Linked DNA regions of Homo sapiens: regions 2, 3 and 4 are each linked to region 1. A link is a contact called in ENCODE Hi-C or POLR2A ChIA-PET data. All regions are on one chromosome and are shown on one strand. Each heading gives the region's core, a stretch centred on a gene start or an enhancer-like site at or near the end of the contact. The rest is flanking DNA. Distances are from core to core; before and after follow the strand shown. Region 1 holds the start of TMBIM6 (transmembrane BAX inhibitor motif containing 6). Region 2 holds the start of TFCP2 (transcription factor CP2). Region 3 holds the start of LETMD1 (LETM1 domain containing 1). Region 4 holds the start of ATF1 (activating transcription factor 1).

Region 1 (6,031 bases), core at 2,428-4,927:
CAACACTAAGTTCACTTCATGTCTCCCTGGCATTCCTTGGAGACCTGAAAGGATGCAATGAGCTTAAGAATTTTCAAGAGCTTATCCATCAGTCAGCCCTTGTTCATCCCCGAGTGGATGTGTGGTGGTATTGTGGTGGACCTTTACTGAGCACTCTGCCGAATAACTGGAGTGGCACTTGTGCTTTGGTCCATTTGGCTATCCCTTTCACCCTGGCATTTCATCAACCAGAGGGAGAAAAAAATAAGACATCGTAAAGTGAGAGAAGCCCCTTATTGGTCTTCCGACTCTCACGTCCATTTAGACACAATTGGAGTCCCACAGGGAATACCAGATCAATTTAAAGCTTGGAATCAAATAGCGGCAGGATTTGAGTCAATATTTTGGTAGGTGACAGTTAATAAAAATGTAGATTGGATAAACTATATTATAACCAACAGCAACAAGCTTTTCATGAGTTAAAACTCATGTCGGCCCCAGCCCTGGGGCTACCTGACCTGACAAAACCCTTTACACTCTATGTATCAGAAAAAGAAAAAATGGCAGTTGGAGTTTTAACCCAGACTGTGGGGCCATGGCCAAGGCCAGTGGCCTATCTCTCAAAACAACTGGACGGGGTTTCCAAAGGCTGGCCCCCATGTCTAAGGGCCCTGGCAGCAATGGCCCTGTTAGCACAAGAAGCAGATAAACTAACCCTTAGGCAAAACCTGAATATAAAGGCCCCCCATGCTGTGGTAACTTTGATGAATACCAGAGGACATCATTGGCTAACAAATGCTAGATTAACCAAGTACCAAAGCTTGCTATGTGAAAATCCCCGCATAACCATTGAAGTTTACAACACCCTAAACCTTGCCACCTTGCTCCCAGTATCAGAGAGCCCAGTTGAACATAACTGTGTAGAGGTATTGGACTCAGTTTATTCTAGTGGGCCGAACCTCCAAGACCATCCTTGAACATCAGTAGACTGTGAGCTGTACATTGACAGGAGCAGCTTTGCCAACCCCTGCAAAGTGACTCTGAAAAAGACGACAAGCCCTGCTCCAGTCATATCCGGAAGCTGACTAATCCACACACGGCTGAAGCATGAGAAAACTCATCACGGGACTCATTTTCCTTAAAATTTGGACTTGTACAGTAAGGACTTCAACTGACCTTCCTCAGACTGAGGACTGTTCCCAGTGTATACATCAAGTCACTGAGGTAGGACAAAAAGTTGCTACAGTCTTATTATTTTATGGTTATTATAGGTGTACCGGGACTCTAAAAAGAACTTGTTTGTATAATGCTATTCTATACAAGGTATGTAGCCCAGGAAATGACCAACCTGATGTGTGTTATGACCCATCTGAGCCTCCCATGACCACAGTTTTTAAAATAAGATTAAGGACTGAGGACTGGTGGGGAGGACTCATAAATGATACGAGTAAAGTGTTAGCCAAAACAAAAGAAAAAGGGGTGCCCAAACAAGTCACCTTGAAGTTTGATGCCTGTGCTGTCATTAATAGCAATAAGTTAGGAAGGGGATGTGGCTCTTTTAGTTGGGAAAAAGGCTATATGACCGAAAATAAGTACATTTGTCATGAATGAGGACTGTGTGAAAATGAATGTGGATACTGGTCTTGTGTCATTTAGGCCACTTGGATAAAAAATGAAAAGGATCCAGTCCACCTTCAGAAAGGAAAAAATGGCTCTTCCTGTACTAAGGGACAATGTAACCCCTTAGAGCTAGTAATAACCAATCCCCTTGATCCTCGCTGGAAAAAAAGGGGAGCGTGTGACCTTAGGAATCGACAGGGCTGGACTGGATCGTCGAGTAAATATCTTAGTTCGAGGAGAAGTCTGTGGAAAATTTAACCTTACCAATTGCTGCCTGCACATAGATGATCAGAGGCAAGTAGTCGAAGATATAGTTAAAGACATGACGAAACTGGCACATGTGCCTGTACAAGTGTGACACGGATTTGACCCTGAAGCTATGTTTAAAAATGGTTCCCAGTGCTAGGAGGATTTAAAACTCTTATAATAAAAATTATAGTAGTAATAGCCTGCTTACTGATCCCTTATTTACTATCTGTACTCATTCAAATGGTAAAAGGTTTCATCACTACTCTAGTTCACCAGAATGCTTCAGCACAAGTGTACTACATAAATCACTATCGATCTGTCATGCAGGAAGACATAGGTAGTGAAGATGAAGGTGAGAACTCCCACTAATAAAATGAGTGAGAGTCTCAAAGTGGGGGAATAAGGGAGGAGACCACCCCTCATATTGTCTTATGCCCAATTTCTGCCTCCAAAGAAAGAAGTAGTAAAAACTAAAAGGCAGAAATGAAATCCACAAGCAGACAGCCAGGCACCACACCCTGGGCCTCGTAGTTAAAGATCGACCCCTGACCTAATCGGTTATGTTATCTATAGATTACAGACATTGTATAGAAAAGCACTGTGAAAATCCCTGTCCTGTTCTGATCTAATTACCGGTGCATGCTTGCTCAATCGATCACTACCCTCTCAAGCGGATCCCTTTAGAGTTGTGAGGCCTTAAAAGGGACAGGAATTGCTCACTCAGGGAGCTCAGCTCTTGAGACAGGAGTCTTGGCCGATGCTCCTGGCGGAATAAACCGCTTCCTGCTTTAACTCGGTGTCTGAGGGGTTTTGTCTGCGGCTTGTCCTGCTACACTACAGCAAAAATTAGGTTGTATTATAGAAAATTAACTTTTTTGGTTTTTTTGAGACGGGGTCTCGCTCTGTCTCCCAGGCTGGAGTGCAGTGGCACCATCTCGGCTCACTGCAACCTTCACCTCCAGGGTCAAGCAATTCTCCTGCCTCAGCCTCCCGAGTAGTTGGGATTACAGGCACACGCCACCACGCCCAGCTAATTTTTTAAATTTTTAATAGAGATGGGGTTTTACCATGTTAGCCAGGCTGGTCTCAAACTCCTGGCCTCAAGTGATCTGCCCACCTCAGCCTCCCAAAGTGCTGGGATTACAGACGTAAGCCACCACGCCCAGCCGAAAATTAACTTCTATTAATTGCATACCTGGGTTTGCCTACTGAGAATCATACCCTGGATATTTGTATTCTTTACTGAAAAGAACTGTTCTATCTTTCCAGAAAGTGGTTTCCTAAATTCTGGTTTTCCTCCTGGAATCCTGCTATTTCCTTCTCGCATACTCTAGAGAAATCGAAGTGTTTTCAAAGGTGCTCTGAAGCTTACGCTCCACTAGTTTCACAGTAAATCGCCCCTTGCGAGGGCGCTTTTTTTTTTTTTTTAATGTGTTCTCTGAATCGCTTTCCCCCTTTAACACTGCATGACAAGACTAAAGCCAGAATCCCAAGACTGCAGCGCTACCCCTTCACAAGCCGTCGGGCTGTCCCGGGCGGGGCCGGCCCATTTTCACTTTCTCCACTAGAGGCAGCAGCGCACCGTGACCCTGGCTTACTACGGTAAGAAAGCGGAGACCTTTTGCTTCGAGGCGGTTGGTGGCCAGTAGTCTTGATCGACAAGCTCAGGCCTCTGAACTAAGCAGCCGCTGTTTATGCACGTACAGCCAATGGAAAGGCAGGAGTGCGGCCAACGGCCAATGAGGACTGGTCTTAAGCGGACCACAGGGCGGGGTTTCCCTCGAGAGGCGAACGCCGGGTAAAAGATCGGGAGCGGAAGTGGGCGAGTCAGAGCACATCCGGTGTTAGAAGCGCTGGTAGGCCTTGGAGAGGCGGGTTAGGAAGGTACGTCTGAACCTAGTACTGGGCGAACTGGGAGTGAGAAATGGAAAGGGAGTTAGCAGTTACTGTCTGAGCAAGAGTGGCAGTAGCTTCCTTCTGCGGACAGATGGCACCCTGAAGGAACGAGGCCCTGCTCGGAGACCAGACTCGGGAAAACAGGGTGTGGAGGGAAGCTAGGGAACTAGTGCTGCGCGTGCGCAACAGTGCTGAAGCGGGGGTGGGGCGGAGGCGAGTCTGCGGGGGTTTTGGGGGGTGTCGAGGCCTCTATTCTGCCCCAGAGCGCTGGCGAAGGCCCCTTCTCAGCCCGCCTTTTCCTTTCTCCCGCTCCTTCTCCTCTACTAAGTGTAGACGCAGGGCCCCTTGGCCTAGCTTCGATCGTTCGAATTCAGAGCACGTCCTTCCGAGGTGAAGGAACGCGAAACTCCACCCATCCGATTGCTGTTCGGCTGCGGGCGGGTCCTTTGGTCGGGCTGACCCTGGGTGAGCGGCCCGGAGCCAAGACTCGAGGTAGGGCCTGGCGGGCGGGTGATGTCACACTCCTCTGTGACACGCGAGGCTCCTCAGTTACTTAGCCAACGGCAGAGGCGGGAAGTGAGAGGAGTCTGGGGCTGGGGCTGCCTTCCAGGCCCACGGGGCGGCCCCGCTCTTTTCGGATTGGTTACCTTTGGGCAGGTGAGGTGGCTTTGCTTTGCTTGGTCTTGAGGTTTTGTGGGCGTCTTTCTAAGTCTGCTCAGCAAGGGCGTCGTTGGGCAGTTTTTATCTTGGGCCTACTTGCTGGACCTGTGGTAACAAGTAGGCTTTGGTATCTTTGTATATTTACTGAGTGTAGAATTACTACCCGGTGCCAGCCCGGGCTGCTTGGGGTCATCAGCCTTTCATTGACCACCCCCACAACAAAAATCACTATGAACTTGAGACTGTGTTCTAGCAACTTGTGAATGTGTAACCCAGTAGAAGGGCTGACTGTGCTTGAAACAGACAAGGATTTTAAGGTCAAAGGTAAATAAATGGCAAATGGACTTTTCTAGTTACTTATTGATATTTATTTACAGTTTATCTTTTGTATGTGTGGTTTAAGAATTGAATTCTGGAAAGATACCGGAATTGCATAAACACATTTCTTATGACCTGCGTATACACACTTTTTTCTGTAATTATTGTATTTACACTCTTTGGTGTTTTCTTATTCTTTGTGTCTAATATTTTTGTTCTGGCCTAAAGAATATGTTGACATTTAGATTCTCTGCCGCCACTTTCCTCCAGTAGGGACAGAATAGTTGAACCCTTGAGAAATACAATCTGTACTTTTGATCCATAGTTTGCTTCTTCCGTTATTTATCTGGTTGTGGAAACATGGTTTAGTACCTTCCTCCTCTTTTTTTTTTTTTTTTTTTTTGAGGCAGAGTCTCACTGTCGCCCAGGCTAGAGTGCAGTGGCGCAGTCATGGCTCACTTGAACCTTGACCTCTCCTGGCTTAGGTGATCCACCCCAGCCTCCTGAGTAGCTAGGACCACAGGTGGACGTCACCAGCTCCAGCTAATTTTTGTATTTTTTGTGGAGATGGGGTATCACCATGTTGCCCAGGCTTACCAACTCCAGAACTCAAGCGATTTATTTATTTATTATTATTATTATGTTTTTTTTTTGAGACAGTCTCACTCCCTTACCCAAGCTGGAGTGCAGTGGTGCAATCTCGGCTCACTGCAACCTCCGCCTCCCTGGTGCATTCAATTCTCATGCCTCAGCCTCCTAAGCAGCTGAGATGACAGGCGCGCACCACCATGCCCAGCTAATTTTTGTATTTTTAGTAGAGACGGGCTTTTGCCAAGTTGTCCAGCCTGGTCTCGAACTCCACACCTCAAGCGATTCGCCCGCCTTGACCTCCCAAATTGCTAGGATTACAGGTGTAATCCTTTCCTAAAGAAAAAGAGTCATCTCTCCTGAAGAATAAGAAAAGGTAAAATTAATCTAGATACTTAGCATTTTCAAGTTATTTTCCCTGATTATAGATATAGTTCGCGCTCTTTATACAAATGCTGAAAATGCAGAAAAATGTCATAGGAATCAATGTATGTTTTGGGAGGGTTTTTTTGTTTTAAAGATTTGTTTTCACCTATGGCTGAAACTTTTGAAAGCTTATATAAATGAAAGCTTATTTTTCTACTGTAGGATGGAATAGTAAAAAGAGCACTAGACTATAGTGGTCAGAAGACCCCAAATCTGGTTCTGGCTCTGCTATTTAACTTTCTAATGTTGGTCAAATCAATACTAATGTTTGTTTTAGTACTTTACGTTGATTTCA
Region 2 (6,031 bases), core at 1,907-4,406, 1.4 Mb after region 1:
ACTATTTTTATAATGAGTACAGTTATATTTAATTATTTCCAGCCTAACCTCTGGTAACCTAAACAAAATCAAACTTTTTGCTGTGAATATCTTTACACAAGTAACAGCATAAAAAATTGTCAAATATTATGTCAGACGCTCATGTGTAAGTTCAGGGTCAGGGCACTTACTTTCAGACCAAATTAACCTCTGTTTTTATGCTCAGACTTACATAAACAAGGATAGGTAAAACCAAAGTTAAATTTCTCATGACTAAGAACACTGCATGATAGAACATATGGAACTCAAGTTTCCCTGAAAATCACTAAAATATTTATATAACGATAGTATTTTTTTCCAATTTTTCTTAATTTTTAAAATCTTTCTTTTTTTTTAATTTTAAGAGATGAGGTCTCACTCTGTCACCAGGCTGGAGTACAGTGGTGCAATCACAACTCACTGCAGACTCAAACTCCTGGGCTCAAGCAATCCTCCCACCTCAGTCTCCTGAGTAGCTGGGGCTACAGGAACATGCCACCAGGCCTGGGTAATTTATTTGTTGATTTATTTGTGGAGAGCGGGTCTTGAACTCCTTGGCTTCAAGAGATCCTCCAGTCTCCACCCCCCAAAGTGCTGGGATTACAGGCATGATTATTATTTAGAATAATAGTCTTTATTATTCTAAGTAAAGATTCCTGAAGATGCTGAAGTATTAAATTCTCTCCCCCTTTTTTTTTTTGAGACGGAGTTTTACTCTTGTTGCCTAAGCTGGAGTGCAATGATGCGATCTCTGCTCACTGCAACCTCCGCCTCCCGGTTCAAGCAATTCTCCTGCCTCAGCCTCCCAAGTAGCTGGGATTACAGGCGTGCGCCACCACACCCGTCTAATTTTTTGAATTTTTAGTAGAGACGGGGTTTCACCATGTTGGCCAGGCTGTTCTCGAACTCCTGACCTCGTGATCCGCCCACCTCAGCCTACCAAAGTGCTGGGATTACAGGCATGAGCCACCGTGCCCGGCCTGAAGTATTAAATTCTAACTCATAATTTTACTTCAGTGAGGTAAGTCTACTTTGAATTGGCAGGAATAAAGGAACTTTATATAACTCTTAAAAGATCTCATTATCAGAATGAAAAATGCATCTACTTTCCCCCTAAAAAGCATCTTTCCCCTATGAACTCATAAACCCAATGAAAATGTTAAGTTCTAGTCTCTTGACTCACTTATTTAGATTAAGTCTTAATAATGCATTAGGAAACCCAATTATAGTCCATCTACCCCTAAGATGCAGCTGTTTCAACATTTCCATACAGGATTCTTACACATCTATAAATGAAATAAACTATACTGGAGGAATGAAGCAGCCAATGCATGCAACAAGTTATATAGGCAATAATGTTGCTTTCAAAGGAGTTTTTGTTTTGTTTTGCTTTGTTTTTCAAATGGAGTCTCACTTTGTTGCCCAGGCTGGAGTGCAATGACACCATCTCTGCTCACTGCAACCTCCGCCTCCCGGGTTCAAGCGATTCTCCTGCCTCAGCCTCCCGAGTGGCTGGGATTACAGGCCCGCGCCACCACACCCGGCTAATTTTTGTATTTTTAGTAGAGACGGGGTTTCACCACGTTGGCCACGATGGTCTCGAACTCCTGAGCTCAAGTGATCCGCCCGCCTCAGCCTCCCAAAGCGCTGGGATTACAGGCGTGAGCCACCGCACCCGGCCGAAAGGAGATTTTTCATCTGTTATCAACAACTGGCTTGATACATAAAGATCCAGAAGCATCTTAAGTTTTCTTCGTCACTTTTTCATTTCACAGCTTATGTTTTAAAAGTCAGAAATCCCAGAATTAAGTAAAGTCTTAAAGCAAGCTAGTGGTAAGATAGAGCTGTACGGACTTCTTCATCAAGGACTTCCATATCTTTCCAACAAGAAACGAACCAATATTCATCATTAAGCACCAGCTCCCAATTTCCCAACTTCCTAGATACCATTCCTATGCTATATGTAACCCTTCTTCACACAACGTCAGACTTACCCACACATACACCATCAGTCCCCAAGTCTCCCACATTGGCACAAAAGCCTCTCAACATTCATCTGGTTACTAATCAGGGACCACTTCCTTCTTCCACTGATTCTGCACAGGCTTCATATCGCCTACAATCGCTTTTTCCATTTCTTCCACAACACTAACTACTCAAAGCGACAAAAGAACAAGTCCCTTTTCCCCAATCGTAAACAGCTTTTTAAAACTCTATACACCTCCTTCCCACTCAACCCCTTTTCTTAGTGTCTATCCGCCTTTGTTATTCAGAAGGTGTAGGGTCTGGGAAAATCTCACTCACCTCATGCTATAGGCACCAGCACCCAGTTCCTGGCCGATCCCGGACAGGCTAGCATCAAAGTCCTGCACCAACCCGGATTCAATCACTTCGTCGGCCAGAGGCAGCTTCAGAGCCCAGGCCATCCTGGCTCCTTCCTTGCCCCAGGAGACACCGTGTCTTGTACAAAGGCGCGGAGGGTAATTCTACCCAACAGGAGTAACGCAAACCAAGAAAACTACAAACCAAGGTTTCCCACGCAGTGCCCACCAGCCACCCCCAAGCCCGACCAGCACTGCTCTGTGCACAACTAATCTCCCGTACCCTTGGCTGCTCGTTCTTGGCTGCCCCAGGTTCCAAAATCCCCCCTGCCCAGCTCTCAGGAACGTGAGGACCCCTTTGCTCAACTACTGCAGACTTCCCAGAGGCAGCTCTGGACTCCCGCACTCCCACTCCTCTTGAGAGTTCGTAGTGGTGGCTTGCTGCTTCCCAGTCAGACCAGCAGCAGCCGCAGGAAGCCAGCCCGGCGCTCCCACGCTGCTTTTGCACCTTTTCCCCCGCCCCTTTCTGCTGGAGGCCCCCTCCCTCCCAGGTCTCGCTCTCTCTTTCCCCTCCAGGCCTCGCTTCCGGTCAGTCCCACGATCACTTCCGGTCACCCCTTCTCAACCCCACGGCTTAGAACCAAATCCAGGTTTCCGCTGAGCCGACTTCTCGCCCTCTGTAGCCCCCCACGGCCTGGAAACATGGAAGGAGAAAGTCCAGCACAGGCGTAAAACCTAGACTCGCCAGGCCCTTCCACCGTCCGCCGCCCCAGCGCCAACCAATCATGGCGTCCTCTTTCCTCGCCTGCCCGGCGAACATGACGTCACGCTGTCGTTCGCCTATAAAGAAGAGACCGCGTCAGTCTCGGCAGCGATGATAGGCGGGCTGCGCCACGGCTCTGCCCCCGAGATGGGCTGGGCGATCACGGGGAGGACCCGGCGTGCAAGTGTCCGGGTTTAAACGTGTATCCGTGTAGTTACCAGAGTTCTGGTATTCGCTACCCATCAAGTCGTCACCCTGAGCCATGGAAGGAGCCCTTCTTCTAGCCTTATGAACCCACTCCACCCCTGGCGGACTCTTGACGGCTTCCCAAACGCTCCTTACGTGTGTGCGCTTGCTCCTGCCCATACTCCTGTCTCCTTAAACTCACCTCTCCGGAGGTCAAGACCCTGCATAAGTCCCACTTCCCTGTATATTCATTTTATCTTCGGCATCCTCTCTAATGCATTTGAACAGAAAAGCATGAGATCAGTAAAAATGTGGTTTTTAGGCCGGGCGCGGTGGCTCACGCCTGTAATCCCAGCACTTTGGGAGGCCGAGGCGGGCGGATCACCTGAGGTCGGGAGTTCAAGACCAGCCTGACCAACATGGAGAAACCCCGTCTCTACTAAAAATACAAAAATTAGCTAGGTGTGGTGGCGCGGGCCTGTAATCCCAGCTACTCGGGAGGCTGAGGCAGGAGAATCTCTTGAACCCAGGAGGCGGAGGTTGCAGTGAGCCGAGATCGCGCCATTGCACTCCAGCCTGGGCAACAAAAGTGAAACTCCGTCTCAAAAAAAAAAAAAAAAAAAAAAAAAAAAAAAAAAAAAACAGTGGTTTTTAAAAGGTTGTTGTGCTGGTATGGGGTGTTGGAATTTAAAAGATCTGAAAATCAGAGTTTAGGCTGGCGTCTTCATTTGCTACTTTGGTGTCTTCAGAACAATTGCTTAATGTCACAGATTTAGCTTCCTCGTTTGTAAACGGGAGTGGGAGTAACTTTATCTGCTCCACCTTCCTCCTTTGAGGATTGAGTAATAATGGCCATTGTTTATTAAGTATCAACTACTGCTAGGAACTTTATTACACTATGAGTAGTCCTCAAAGCGATCTTGGAATTAGAATTATAAAGCTAAATTTAATGACTCTTATTTTATCAGTAAGAAACCAAGGCTAAGCCCTTAAATTGGCCGGAGCTAAATTGACATGCCAGCTTCAGAGCTGATTCCAAAGCCTGGCATTTTTCGTTACAAGACATTGCCTTTATGTGAAAGTCTTGGTTCATTGTTGTATTCCGTTGCTGAATTTTTTAAAATCTGCCTTGACTTATACTTTTGTATATATCTGCCTCTCTCACTAGATTGATCTAAAGAATAAGGAATAGGTCTTTTTCAGGCTTGCGTTCTAAATATCTCCTACTATAGTTCCTGCTTTCAACAGGACTTTTAAACATGTTTATTGAATTTAAAAAGGAATGAAAAAGGAATAAGAGAACCAAGAAAAAGAGAGAAGTTGACATGAAGATGGCAACATGTTGTGCTGGTATGGGGTGTTTCAGCCACAGGCATCTCTCTGAAGGCTCCAGGCTTAAACCTGCCGTCTTACCTTGGTAAGCCCTAGGATCAAAGTCTTAGCTCATTCTGGAGACATTCAGTATCTCTTTAAGCCATCTTTTCTTCCCATGAGCCAGTTCTATCTCAAAATGTGTGACTGTGGATAAAGGAATGGGTCCTGGGCTCATAGACAAAAAGAGAGATGTCACATGGAGATCTGAGGGCTCAAAGTTTTTGGGTTTTGTTTTTGTTTTTGAGATAGAGTCTTGGTCTCTCGAACAGGCTGGAGTGCAGTGGCGCAATCTCAGCTCACTGCAACCTCCATCTCCCAGGTTCAAGCAATTCTCCTGCCTCAGCCTCCCGAGTAGCTGGGATTACAGGTGTGTACCACCACACCCGGCTAATTTTTGTATTTTTAGTAGCGACGGGGTTTCACCATGTTGGCCAGGCTGGTTCTGAACTGACCTCAAATGATCCACCTGGCGCAGCCTCCCAAAGTGCTGGGATTACAGGCGTGAGCCACCGTGCCCGGTGGTCAAAATCCTTTGTAAACCAGCATTGTACTTAGGGTATTTTTAAACCTCTCTTAGATAGAGCCATGCCTTGTTTGACCATCAGCTCCATCTCTAGCTGTGTAATCTCAGGCAAGTAACTTTACATCTCTGAGCCTCAGTATTTTAATGCATAAATTAGTGAAAATAATACCTCCCCCTAAAATTGTTGTGAGTATTTTTTTTTTGAGACGGAGTCTCGCTCTGTCACCCAGGCTGGAGTGCTGGAGTGCAGTGGCGCGATCTCAGCTCACTGCAAGCTCCGCCTCCCGGGTTCACACCATTCTCCTGCCTCAGCCTCTCCGAGTAGCTGGGATTACAGGCGCCCGCCACCATGCCCAGCTAATTTTTTTAATATTTTTAGTAGAGATGGGGTTTCACCGTGGTCTCCATCTCCTGACCTCGTGATCCGCCCGCCTCGGCCTCCCAAAATGCTGGGATTACAAGCGTGAGCCACCGCGCCCAGCCTGTTGTGAGTATTAAATAAGGTACCAAAATGCCGCAAAAATAGTAATGATTCAATAAATGTTATCTCCAGTCTCCCACTGGTAGTACACTTCTGCTTCTCTGTTAAGATTGGGTTGATTTTGTTATCCTATTTTAATAACATTAATTTACATTGTATAGTATGTTATGGGCTTGGGATTTTTTTGTTTCTTTTAGAGACAGGGTCTCCCTCTGTCACCCAGACTGGAGTGCAGTGGCCTGATCATAGCTCACTGTAACCTTAAACTCCTGGGCTCAAGCAATCCTCTTGCCTCTGCCTCCCAAGTAGCTGGGACTACAGGTGCACACCACTATGCCCTTTGAGACTGAGTCGCGCTGTGTTGC
Region 3 (6,031 bases), core at 2,287-4,786, 1.3 Mb after region 1:
ACCGCGCCCAGTCGGAAACCTGAAAGGTTTTATAAAGAGAAATGACAAGCTTAGATTTGCAATTTTAAAAGCTCTCTCTGGTTACATACAACATGGAGAACTGGTTGGAGGGAGGACAAAACATATGGCAGGGAAACCAGTAAAGAGGCTGCTGTAGAAGTGGGGACCAGAGGCTTGCAGCTTAGCCTAGGGTGGTGGCAGAGAAGATAGAAGGAAGCTGGCTGATTGAAGAACAGCTAGAAGATAGAACCAACAAGATGCATGTGTGTGTGTGTGTGTGTGTGCGTGTGCACGCGCGTGTGTGTGTGTGTGTGTGTGTGTGTGTGTGTGTGTAGCGGGGGAAAGGGGGAAGAGGCCTAAACACTAAATAAATATCTCAGGAAAGGGCTGGGTGCAGTGGCTCAAGTCTGTAATCCCAGCACTTTGGGAGATCAAGGCAGGGGAATTGCTTGAGTCTAGGAGTTCAAGATCAGCCTGGCTAACGTGGCAAATCTCTATCTCTACTAAAAACACAAAAATTAGCTGGGCGTGGCGGCATGCGCCTGTAATCCCAGCTACTTGGGAGGCTGAGGTGAGAGGACCACTTGAGCCCAGGAGATCAAGGCTGCAGTGAGCCATGATGGGGCCACTGCACTCTAGCCTGGGCGACACAGCGAGACCCTATGAAAGAAAGAAAGAGAGAAAGAGAAAGAAAGAGAGGAAGGAAAGAAAGAAAAGGAAGGAAAGGAAGGAAGAGAAAGAAAGAAAAGTCTGAGGAATGACCTGTGTTCCTGCCACATTCTTTCATTGCATGAAATGCCTTCCCCTCTACTCCATCCTTTCAGACACAGTTCCTTCCTATTTTCTCCACAAAATTCTGATTTTGTCTCCTTTCCAAGAGAGTTCCAGAATTTTAGAGCTGAACATTCTTGAGTAGTTGACATGACTCAGAAGCTACCTGAAGATGGCTGGGCACGTTGGCTCACGCCTGTAATCCCAGCACTTTGCGAAGCTGAGGTGGGCAGATCACCTGAGTTCAGGAGTTCGAGACTAGCCTGGCCAACATGGTGAAACCGCGTCTCTACTAAGAATACAAAAATTGGACTGGGTGTGATGGCTCACACCTCTAATCCCAGCACTTTGGGAGGCCGAGGTGGGAGGATCACGAGGTCAGGAGATCAAGACCATCCTGGCTAACATGGTGAAACCCCGTTTCTACTGAAAATACAAAAAATTAGCCAGGTGTGGTGGTGGGCACCTGCAGTCCCAGCTACTCGGGAGGCTGATGCAGGAGAATGGTGTGAATCCGGGAGGCGGAAGTTGCAGTGAGCCGAGATTGCGCCACTGCACTCCAGCCTGGGCAACAGAGCGAGACTCCGTGTCAAAAAAAAAAAAAAAGAATACAAAAGTTGTCTGGGCATGGTGGCGGGCGCCTGTAAACCCAGCTACTTGGGAGGCTGAGGCAGGAGAATCACTTGAATCCGGGAGATGAAGGTTGCAGTGAGCTGAAATTGCGCCACTGCACTCCAGCCTGGGTGACAGAGTGAGACTCTGTCTCCAAAAAAAAAAAAAACAAAAAAAAAAACTACCTGAATATGAAGACCATGTCTTAGTCAACTTTTTTTTTTTTTTTTTTTTTTTTGAGACAGTCTCACTCTGTTGCCCAGGCTGGAGTGCAGTGGTGCGATCTTGGCTCACCTCAACCTCCGCCTCCTGGGTTAAAGCGATTCTCCTGCCTCAGCCTCCCGAGTAGCTGGGATTACAGGCGCCCACCACCACATCCGGCTAATTTTTGTATTCTTAGTAGAGATGAGGTTTCACCATGTTGTCCAGGCTGGTCTCGAACTCCTGACCTCGGGTAATCAGCCCGCTTCGGCCTCCCAAAGTGCTGGGATTACAGGCATGAGCCACGGCGCCCAGCCGTCTTAGTCAACTTTCTATCCCGTCCACCCCATCTACCCAACACTTGTGAAGATCCAGGGCCATCTTTTAAAACTTTTCCTCTGACTGCACGAGTGGTACAGTCATTAATAACCTGTGCTAATATAAAGCTCTGTGACCCATAAAGCATTATACAGATGTGGGAGCTTTCACAGCTGTATTCTCTTTGGATCCTCAAAGATTTCTTATAAAGTAGGTACTATTATAAGGGAAATAAACTCAGAGCTAAAGTGACATATCCAAGGTAACATTCACTAAAACAAACGTCAATGCCAAGATTGAACCTATATCCAGGGAACCCACATGGGATGCTCTACCACCTTCCATGAAGAATAAATATTCATATATATCCAAGAGGACTGTTAATTCTTGGAGGCAGTTAAGTACCACTTCTGGGAATCCTTCTTAGTTTCAAGTATGAATCTATTCAAACATGTTTACTGAACACCTACTATGTGCTAAGTAAGGCACCTAGTGTTGGAGGTGCAGCAATGAACAAGGCAGAGAAGATGCTTACCCTCATTCTAGTTCAGGGAGCTGTCAAACAAGGACACAAATACATAAACACTGTAAGTGACAGATGCTACAAAGAAAATACAAGGCCGGGTGCAGTGGCTCACGCCTGTAATCCCAGCACTTTGGGAGGCCAAGGCTGGCGGATCACTTGAGGCCAGGAGTTGAAGACCAGCCTGACCAACATAGTGAGATCCCGTCTCTACTAAAAATACAAAAATTAGCCGGGCGTGGTGGCGGACGCCTGTAATCCCAGATACTCGGGAGGCTGAGGCAGGAGAATCGCTTGAACCCGGGAGGCGGAGGCTGCAGTGAGCCAAGATCGCGCCACTGCACTCCAGCCGGGGCGACAGAGCAAAACTGTCACAAAAACAAAACAACAAAACAAAACAAAACAGAGTAACATGAGAATAAGTGTGAAGTGTGTCCTTTTCGCCGGCACTGCTTCAGATAGGGTGGTCACAGAAATCCTCTCAGAATAGTAACATTTAAGTTGAGACAGAGCTTGGTCTTCGGTAGGTGCTTAACGAAAACCATTTTCCCACAAACTTAGTTCTGGAAACGACAAAGAGAGGAAAAAGTGTACTCAGTCCGCACAGGGGCCGCTCCCAGGCCTCCAACCTTCGCCGCCAGACTGACTGGAAAGTGGACAGTTCCCGGCCTATCCACGCCGGCACCATTAGAGGGCGCCGCGGGTCCTCCTAGCCCCAGGCACTGGCAAACTGACATCTGCTACCTAACAGTCGAGGCTCCGACGCCCCGAGTCCAGGCAGAGGGCAAGGGCGGCGCTGGGAAGCCCTGAGGCCCTAAGGAATCGCGGAGGGTCACTGGGCGCCTCAAGGACAGGGTGCCCTCCGCGTCGCAAACCCACACCAGTGGCATAAGAACTCGCTCCCTCTGGGACACCCTGTTTCCGGCGCCTTTAAACCTGGAAGTACTGCTGTGTCCAATCCTGGCCCTCCTTCCGCACTTAGTCTTTGAGTCCTTCCCTCTCCTGGCTTGTGCTGGAGCCAAGCAGGCTATGGCTACCAATCAGCGCTCAGAAAAGACGCATGCGTCTTCGAACGAACGCGACGTACGGTTAACTTTGACCCAAAGACAACCTCTTCTCTCCCGCTTCTCTCGCTGTGAAGATGGCGCTCTCCAGGGTGTGCTGGGCTCGGTCGGCTGTGTGGGGCTCGGCAGTCACCCCTGGACATTTTGTCACCCGGAGGCTGCAACTTGGTCGCTCTGGCCTGGCTTGGGGGGCCCCTCGGTGAGGGACCTGTAGCGAGAAAAGCATTTTTGACGTCCAGGCTCTTTCAGTGTCTCAACCTTGCTTGCATTCTGTCTCTTAATTCTCAGAGTTCCACGCCTTGGCCCTGGAATTTTTATTCTTCTGTTCAGGATTCAAACTCCGATCCCCACTAGTGACCCGGCTTCCTGACCCTCTGTACTCTCAGTGCCCCATATTGTCTGGTTTCCCCGCGTGTCCTGAGCTCATCTTTCAGCCTCACTTTTTCGGCTCAGGTTTTACCGCTGCTATCTCGATTCCACCTCTTTCTGACTTAGCCTGCAGTTCAAATTGTCCCACAGGCATTGCGCTCTCTCCAGAGGCATACCCTGAGTTACTTTCCTGCCTGGCCTTTGCCTGATTTGTGTTTCACAGTCTGATTGCCTATCTCTTCTTGACCCCAAGACCTTCCTTGGATTTCAGAAGTGTCAAGCCTTGGGATACAATCTCCGAGACTCCTGCTTTACATTAGGGACTCAAGGCGTGAGGGAGCTTCTAGGACTGATTCCCAGATAGTCTCTTTGATCTTCCTTGTAGGTCTTCAAAGCTTCACCTTTCTCCAAAGGCAGATGTGAAGAACTTGATGTCTTATGTGGTAACCAAGACAAAAGCGATTAATGGGAAATACCATCGTTTCTTGGGTCGTCATTTCCCCCGCTTCTATGTCCTGTACACAATCTTCATGAAAGGTAAAAACGAAACTACAATAGAAATTCCGGAATCAGCTCTTGGGCAGGGTCAAAGAGTTAGCATAAATAAGATCATTTGCAGGTTCTGCTATGGGGATGTGAGCCGAGATATCTTATATTTCATAAATGCCTGCGCCTTAAACTAATTCCTATAAATTAGCACTTCTTGAGAATGTTTCTAGAAAGATGTTATGAGAAACAACTTATGACAGCAACATGAGGGAGGGAGAATATAGGTATGTTCTCGTACTTTCTTAACCACACACCTGGCTATAGTAGAAATTTTTTGCCTTGCACACGGCAGGGATCTGTGGCTGTATAGACCTGCCCTGTGATGTATCAGTTGACTTACCCATAGGAAAATGAGGTCTAACCCTTGTTATGAATCTATATTAGGTAGTATGTTGTAGTGGCAATAGCCCTACATAATACTTGGTTTCTAAATGTTTTGTTTCAAATCAGAGATCCTTAGTTACTAGGAGAAGATATGTATCGTGTCAAGTGTCTACTCTGGAGCCAGATTGCCTGATTCAAATCCCAGTTCGTCACTGTGCGATTGGACTAATTAATTAACCCCTCTTTCCTTGGTTTTCTTATGTGTAAAATGGGAGTAATGGAACCTACCTATTTATCACATGATTGTGAAGACTTTAAAAATTGATACATGTAAAGTACCTAGAACAGGTCCTGATCCCTAGTAAGTGCCAAGTAAATGTTAACTTATTTTCATCTAAATGTTACCTAACAGTATTATAAGTTGGTGCAAAAGTAATTGCGGCTTTTGGCTTTCAGTGGCAAAAACCACAATTGCTTTTGCACCAAATCTATAATATGCTCTATGCTTTTATCATAACACTATAATAAACTACATTGTCAAATCTGAACATTATCATAATTATTACTAGCTTCATGGACTTGAAAAATTACTTATCCTTAATTTGTAGAGATAAAATTGGCTGCTTTTTCTGTTTTCATGTAGATAAATAGGATCAAATGAGAGAAAGGGATGAAAGCATTTGTGTTTGTTTTTAAACTTTTTATTATGAATTTTTTTTTTTTTTGAGTCTCACCGTGTCGCCCAGGCTGGAGTGCAATGGCATGATCTCGGTTCACTGCAACCTCTGCTTCCCGGATTCAAGCAATTCTCCTGCCTTAGCCTCCCAAGTAGCTGGGAATACAGGCGCCTGCCACCACACCAGGCTAATTTTTTTATTTTTAGTAGAGGTGGGGTTTCACCATATTGGCCAGGCTGGTCTCTAACTCCTGACCTCGTGATCCGCCTGCCTCGGCTTCCCAAAGTGCTGGGATTACAGGCTTGAGCCACCGCGCCCGGCCAACTATTATGGAAATTTTTAAACACACACAGATGTAGAGAGAGTAGTGTAACAAACTTCCATGTATTAACCTCACTTCATTATCATAACTCATGGCTGCCAATCCTATTTATATACTTGCCTTATGTATTATTTTGAAGACAATCGAGACATCATATAATGACATGTAAATCATTGATAAATATGAAAGCATTAAAGAAATAGATGCAAGAAGCCGGGCGCGGTGGCTCATGCCTGTAACCCCAGCACTTTGGGAGGCCGGGGCGGGCGGATCATCTGAGGTCGGGCGTTTGAGACCAGCC
Region 4 (6,031 bases), core at 1,961-4,460, 1.0 Mb after region 1:
TTCAGATAAACTGCATGCATCAGAACCAAGACCTCTTTTTTTTTTTCATCTAGTTATCACAGTTCAGAAGACTGGTAGGCACAGTTTATGATACTTCAATGAGAAAGAGACAAGAAAAGCAGAAGTATTTTTGAGGGGCAGTGTTGAACAAGCATAACTTTTTTTCTTCTTTTCCTCTGTCAACTGAGTCGTGGTTTTTTGTTTTTGTTTTTTTTTTTTGAGATGGAGTCTCACTGTTGCCCAGCCTGGAGTGCAGTGGCACGATCTCGGCTCACCACAAATTCCGCCTCCTGGGTTCAAGCGATTCTCCTGTCTCAGCCTCCCGAGTAGCTGGGACTGTAGGCTCACGCCATCACGTCTGGCTAACTTTTGTATTTTCAGTAGAGACGGAGTTTCGTCATATTTGCCAGGCTGGTCTCGAACTCCTGACCTCAGGTGATCCACCCACCGCGCCCTCCAAAGTGCTGGGATTACATGCGTAAGCCACCGTGCCCGGCCTGAGTTGTTTTTTAAACAATTTTAAAAAAAATTATTTTAGAGGCTAGGTGCCGTGGCTCATGCTCGTAATCCCAGCACTTTGTGAGGCTGAGCAGGCGGATCATTTGAGGTCAGCAGTTCGAGACCAAGACTGGCTAACATGGTGAAACCCCGTCCCTACTTAAAAAACTACAAAAATTAGCCAGCTGTGATGGCACACACCTGTAATCTCTCAGCTACTTGGAGGCTGAGGCAGGAGAATCACTGAAATCCGGGAGGTGGAGGTTGCAACGAGCCAAGATTGCACCAGTGCACTCCAGCCTGGGCGACAGAGGCAGACTCCATCTCAAAAAAAAAAAAAAAATTAGAGACAGTGTCTCATCTGTCATGTAGGCTTGAGTGCAGTGGCATGATCACAGCTCACTGTATCCTCAAACTCCCGAGCTCAAATGATCCTCCTGCCTCAGCCTCCCCAGTAGATGGGATTACAGGCGCATGCCACCAGGACTGGTCGAGCGTAACATTTGATTTAGACCTAAGGCACTAAGGAAGAGGAGCTAAAGAAGTAGTCAAGGCACATTTTGAAGGTTTCATTTTTCAATAAAATTTCCAGGTTTTTATTTTTTTTCTTTGGAGACAGTCTCCCTCTGTGGCTCAGGCTGGAGTGCAGTGGCGTGATCTTGGCTCACTGCAACATCTGCCTCCCAGGTTCAAGCGATTCTCATGCTTCAGCCTCCTGAGAGGCTGGGATTACAGGTGTGTGCCACCACACCTGGCTAATTTTTGTATTTTTAGTAGAGACGGGGTTTCACCATGTTGGCCAGGCTGGTCTCGAACTCCTGACCTCAGGTGATCTGCCCTCCCCCACCTCCCAAAGTGCTGGAATTACAGTCATGAACCACGACGCCTAGCCCCTCCCCCGCTTTTTACTGATCAACTTTTGTTAAGCATTCTGTGGTCCACGGAAGAAAAAACCAAACACCAAAGAACAATAAACTTGTACAACCAGCCTTCCAGCCATCAATATTCTGGATTCCAGAATGATTGAGGCTGGACTTTGTTAATCATCGAAGGCTGGTATCTGAGAAACTCTTCCTCTCCCTTACCTTTATAGGCCACTTTTCTTTCAGTAATGCTGAAACACTGACTTAATAACAGTTGTCCCCTGGTCTAGCATTTAATAGGTAATCCACAATTTTTGCTGAATGTCAATAGCTAAACGTTAGTGACCTCTTAAGACTGTCTGGCAGAGTAAATCTTCGGCTTTATATCACATTCTCCGACCCAAAGGGCCAAAAATAGGCAAAGCTCTCTCCACTAAATCGGTTTCCTAAATTGGGGATCTCAAACTAGTAAAATTTCAGAAAACTTTCGGAACTTTTGTCAAGAGCATACTAAAAAAGTTTATCTTTTGTCGTTTACTATCATTAAAGCCATAAAACAGCATTTTACAAGGAAATTTTAAAAATTAAGAATAAGGCATAACTCCCTTCCAGAGAGGTAGACCCAAAAATATTCTGAAGTTTTTGTAATGCATTAAAATGACGGCATAACATTTTATTAACACTCTGTTACGTTTCTTTTTTCTTTTTTTTTGAGACAGTTTTGCTCTTGTTGCCCAGGCTGGAGTGCAACGGTGCGATCTCGGCTCACCGCAACCTCCGCCTCCCGGGTTCAAGCGATTCTCCTGCCTCAGCCTCCCAAGTAGCTTGGATTACAGGCATTCGCCACCACACCCGGCTACTTTTGTATTTTTTAGTAGAGACGGGGTTTCTCCATGTTGGTCAGGCTGGTTTCGAACTCCCGATCTCAGGTGATCCGCCCTCCTGGGCCTCCCAAAGTGCTGGGATTACAGGCATGAGCCACCGCGCCCGGCCACATCGTTATGTCTCATTGTAAATCCGTTTCTGTAGAAAATCCTTCCACATGGGTTAAAGGACACAACTCATTGTTACTTTATGGGATTAAGAAAAATCTGAGTAAGGCCGGGCACGGTGGCTCACGCCTGTAATCCCAGAACTTTGAGAGGCCGAGGCGGAGGATCACTTGAGCCCAGGAGTTCAAGACCAGCCTGAGCAACATAGAGTCCTCATCTCTTCAAGCCGAGCGTGGTAGCGCGCGCCTGTGGTCCCAGCTGCCCCATAGGCTGAGGTTGGAGAATCGCTTGAATCCCGGGGTTGGAGGCTGCAGTGAGTCGAGATCGAACCACTGCACTACAGCCTGGGCCACAGACCCCCGTCTCAATCTCGGAAAAAAAAAAGAGACTCCATCTAAAAAAAAAAAAAAAAAAAAAAAGCTGAGGAAGTCAAAGCCTTCACTCTTCATTTCTCCTTCCAAGAGGACAGGGCCGGCGTCGGTCAAGGTCAATTGGCAGGTGAGTTGACAGCGCCGCCACTAATCGATGAAAACGCCCCCCGCGAGCACCCAGCTGCTCATGGCCTCCGGAAGCGGACGTAGGGCGGGTGGGGTACAGCTCCTAAGGAGAAACGGAACCGCAGGCACCGTCCCTCTCCCGCTGCAGCCTGAGGAACGCGTTCCGAGGAACCCCTAGCCACAAGTCAGGACCGCGTACAAGATGGCGGCGCGTCACGTGGGCAGCGCGGTGACGCAGGACGGCGGCCCGCGCGGAGGCAGCGCCATAGCCTACCCCAAACGCACACTAGTGCTCAGTTTTGCCCCCCTCCCCTCCCCCGCCCCCGCCCCCGCCCCCAGGCTTGTGTAGATCATGCCGCCAGTAGCGGCCCTGACTGCCGAGGAAACGGTAGCTTAGGACAGTTGGCTGTTAAGTGACACTGATTCTCCCCGCCCCGCCTGACCCCCGAGAAGGAGGCTTGTCCCCCGCTGCGTGAGGGGGTGGGGAAGTGGGTAGTGAATTCGGATCTACCTGGGAGGGGGGAGTGGAAGTTCCCGCCCCGGAGAGCGGCGAGGCGGCAGCCACAGGTAAGTGGGGGGCGGGGAGGGACGTGCCCCGTGGCCCGGGCGGGGAAGGACGCGGGAACGTGGCGCCGGCGGGGACGCAGCGCGGGTCGCGCGCCTGGTGGGGGTCGCGCGCGGTGGTGGCGGTGGGGGAGGGGCGCAGCGGCAGGGGGAGGGGCCGCCCGCGCTTCCGGCCTCCGCGCCTCGGTGCAGAGCTGCGCTGCGCCCTTCCAGTCGTGCGTCTCCTCCTTTCCCTCGCCCCCAAATAAAAGTAAAGCCCGAAACCGCCCGCCGCGGGGTGGCTTTCGCCTCAGAAGCCGCCCTTTGCAGTCGCAGGCGCTAGCTCTCCGTGGGAGGTCTCGAGGTTGGGCCCGGAGCCGGGCGGAGGGCGGCGCGGATATGGCCTCGGCGCGGTGTCCGCCGAGCGGAGCCCGGGTCTGGTTAACCCCGCGACAGGGTCCTCGAAGCGCGTCGGCGCTGGCGACCCTGAGGGAAGAGGCGCGCCCCTTACCCTCCTGGAGCTTGCAGTCTAGCGGGCAACCGACGCACGGGCATTGCGCACGCCCCAGACAGTCCTGGAGAGATGCGCCTGGCAGCGGAGACAGAGTGGGGACAGTAGGCGGCTTTACCCCTGGCTAGGAATGACACAAGGGCGTCTGTACCCTTTGGGATGGGCGACCCAGCCGAGGGTGACTTTCTCTTTGATCTTGTATGTCAAAAAACGAAGCCTGGCATTTCTCACTTTGATCGACGCCGTGCAGCTGGCGGCTGAATCGCTTTGAAATGATTGCAATGTGAAATAATGTCTGGTTGTGGCGCTAGTGTTTTGAAGAGATTGGGCAACTGGTAGTCTTTGAGAACCTTTAGGGTTCAGAAGCTCGGCGTGGATCTGGCAGGCATCTTTGTCAAACTGGCCTCACCTGTGATGAGTTCGTAGGCATTTATGTCTCAGAATGCATTTTAACCTGAGGTTTTTGTTAACAGAAATGCGTTCTTCTAAAATGCTCTTTTTTCTTGGAGTTTATCATATGCAGTTATCTCCGTGTCTTAATTAGAATCAATACTGTTGCCCTAAAGTCGAATGTATTAGCTCTTTAATACTTGCCGTTATCTTTTAGGGTTAGGTTTGGTCTGTGAGCTATCTGTCCATTCCTACCCGATCACCAGCAGGTGGCAGTCCCTTCTGACTTTAAATATAGGGTGTGCTATCTTTGCCAGTTTTTGTTTTGTTTTGTTTGTTTGTTTGTTTGTTTTTAAATAGAGATGGTGTCAGAGGCGTGTGAACTAGAACAACTCCATCTTAAACAGGAGCTGGGTAAAATGAGGCTGAAACCTACTGGGCTGCATTCCCAGACAGTTAAGGCATTCTAAGTCACAGGATGAGACAAGTCAGCACAAAATACAGGTCATGAAGACCTTGCTGATAAAACAGGTTGCAGTAAAGAAGCCGGCCAAAACTGAAATGGCCACAAGAGTGACCCCTGGTCATCCTCACTGCTACACTCCCATCAGCGCCATTTACAAATCCCATGGCAATGTCAGGAAGTTACCCTATATGGTCTAAAAAGGGGAGGCGTGATTAATCCACCCCTTGTTTAGCCTATCATTGAGAAATAACAGTAAAAAGGGGTAACCAGCAGCCCTTGGGGCTGCTCTGTCTATGGAGTAGCCGTTCTTTTTATTCCTTTACTTTCTTCATAATGTTACTTTTACATCGCACTGTGGACTTGCCCTGAATTATTTCTTGCGCGAGATCCAAGAACCCTCAGTTGGGGCCTGGATCAGGACGCCTGTCCTGTAACATATTTCTGGCGACCACAAAGGGACTATAGTGCAGAAACCCTGACCCAACGGCTACCTTTGGGTAAGTGTTGGGGTCCTGTAACGTATTTGTGGTGGCCACAGAAGCGACTATACTGCGGAAACCCAGTATTTATGTTTAGGAGTCTCTCCTAAGACAGTGGGTTCGAGGCCCCTCTTAATAAAAGGCAAGGACGCTTAAGCTTGACTGACCTTGGGTTGGAGGCCCTTCTAAGATATAGGGAGTTAGAGTCCCTCTCAGGTAACTCCCTCTCAGCTAAGAACAGGTTTGGCACTATGGGATATTAACTGCTGTTCTCTTTGGATTAATCTGCCTTGCGCTCTTTGCTGATGGCTGTGGGTGACAGAGTTAGGCATGAACAGGATCGTGGGACATGGGGAGCTTTTTCCTCTCTAAAAGGGGAGTCTTTTTTTTTTTTAATTTAAGTTTTAGGGTACATGTGCACATTTTGCAGGTTAGTTACATATGTATACATGTGCCATGCTGGTGCACTTCACCCACTAACTCGTCATCTAGCATTAGGTATATCTCCCAATGCTATCCCTCCCCCCTCCCCCCATAAAAGGGGAATCTTGAGAGCTGATGGGACTGCTGGAAAAGGTCCCTTTGCTGCGTACAAGCGGCTGCCTGAGGTTTTCATTGTCGGCTGCAATGAGTGGGTCTTTTCTCTGGCCTCCCTAAGCTCTTCAGCTTCCCCACCCTGCCACAGGCAATACTTTTCTTATCTACTTTGCGTTTCTTATTTTTTCTATTACTCAGGGCAACCATCTTACCTAGAGGCCACATGTTGAAACTCCAAGTCGGAGGTTGAATTAA

What was found. Hi-C counts contacts between places; a loop is a spot of excess contacts on that map. ChIA-PET counts read pairs that join two places held with the same protein, here RNA polymerase II (POLR2A). Pooled maps may share reads with other maps.
Region 2: a pooled map shows a loop between it and region 1 (6-fold over the local background). The contact joins the promoter of TFCP2 here to the promoter of TMBIM6 in region 1. A Hi-C loop is called at or near these places in 7 of 50 pooled maps. POLR2A ChIA-PET finds 5 or more read pairs at or near these places in 2 of 52 experiments (CD4-positive, alpha-beta memory T cell and activated T-cell).
Region 3: a map of naive thymus-derived CD4-positive, alpha-beta T cell shows a loop between it and region 1 (39-fold over the local background). The contact joins the promoter of LETMD1 here to the promoter of TMBIM6 in region 1. A Hi-C loop is called at or near these places in 1 of 168 maps with a recorded cell type or tissue (naive thymus-derived CD4-positive, alpha-beta T cell) and 9 of 50 pooled maps.
Region 4: a map with no recorded cell type shows a loop between it and region 1 (11-fold over the local background). The contact joins the promoter of ATF1 here to the promoter of TMBIM6 in region 1. A Hi-C loop is called at or near these places in 2 of 37 single-sample maps with no recorded cell type and 9 of 50 pooled maps. POLR2A ChIA-PET finds 5 or more read pairs at or near these places in 1 of 52 experiments (A549).

The regions. Positions count from the first base shown.
Region 1 is chr12:49,737,880-49,743,910 of GRCh38, forward strand. TMBIM6 (transmembrane BAX inhibitor motif containing 6) reads left to right here and starts at 3,678. Exons shown (of 10, transcript NM_003217.3): 1 at 3,678-3,732. RefSeq lists enhancers at 3,245-3,374, 3,303-3,994, 3,615-3,934.
Region 2 is chr12:51,169,979-51,176,009 of GRCh38, forward strand. TFCP2 (transcription factor CP2) reads right to left here and starts at 3,157. Exons shown (of 15, transcript NM_005653.5): 1 at 2,323-3,157. The coding sequence starts at 2,444. LOC124902933 (a long non-coding RNA gene) reads left to right here and starts at 4,577. Exons shown (of 2, transcript XR_007063307.1): 1 at 4,577-4,705. RefSeq lists enhancers at 2,440-2,489, 2,590-3,337, 3,430-3,479.
Region 3 is chr12:51,044,791-51,050,821 of GRCh38, forward strand. It overlaps LETMD1 (LETM1 domain containing 1), which reads left to right and starts at 3,537. Exons shown (of 9, transcript NM_015416.5): 1 at 3,537-3,688; 2 at 4,244-4,395. The coding sequence starts at 3,567. RefSeq lists enhancers at 2,812-2,931, 2,982-3,061, 3,152-3,421, 3,243-3,781, 3,532-3,581 and 1 more.
Region 4 is chr12:50,760,891-50,766,921 of GRCh38, forward strand. It overlaps ATF1 (activating transcription factor 1), which reads left to right and starts at 3,211. Exons shown (of 7, transcript NM_005171.5): 1 at 3,211-3,417. RefSeq lists enhancers at 806-1,674, 3,975-4,074 and silencers at 3,165-3,244, 3,465-3,554.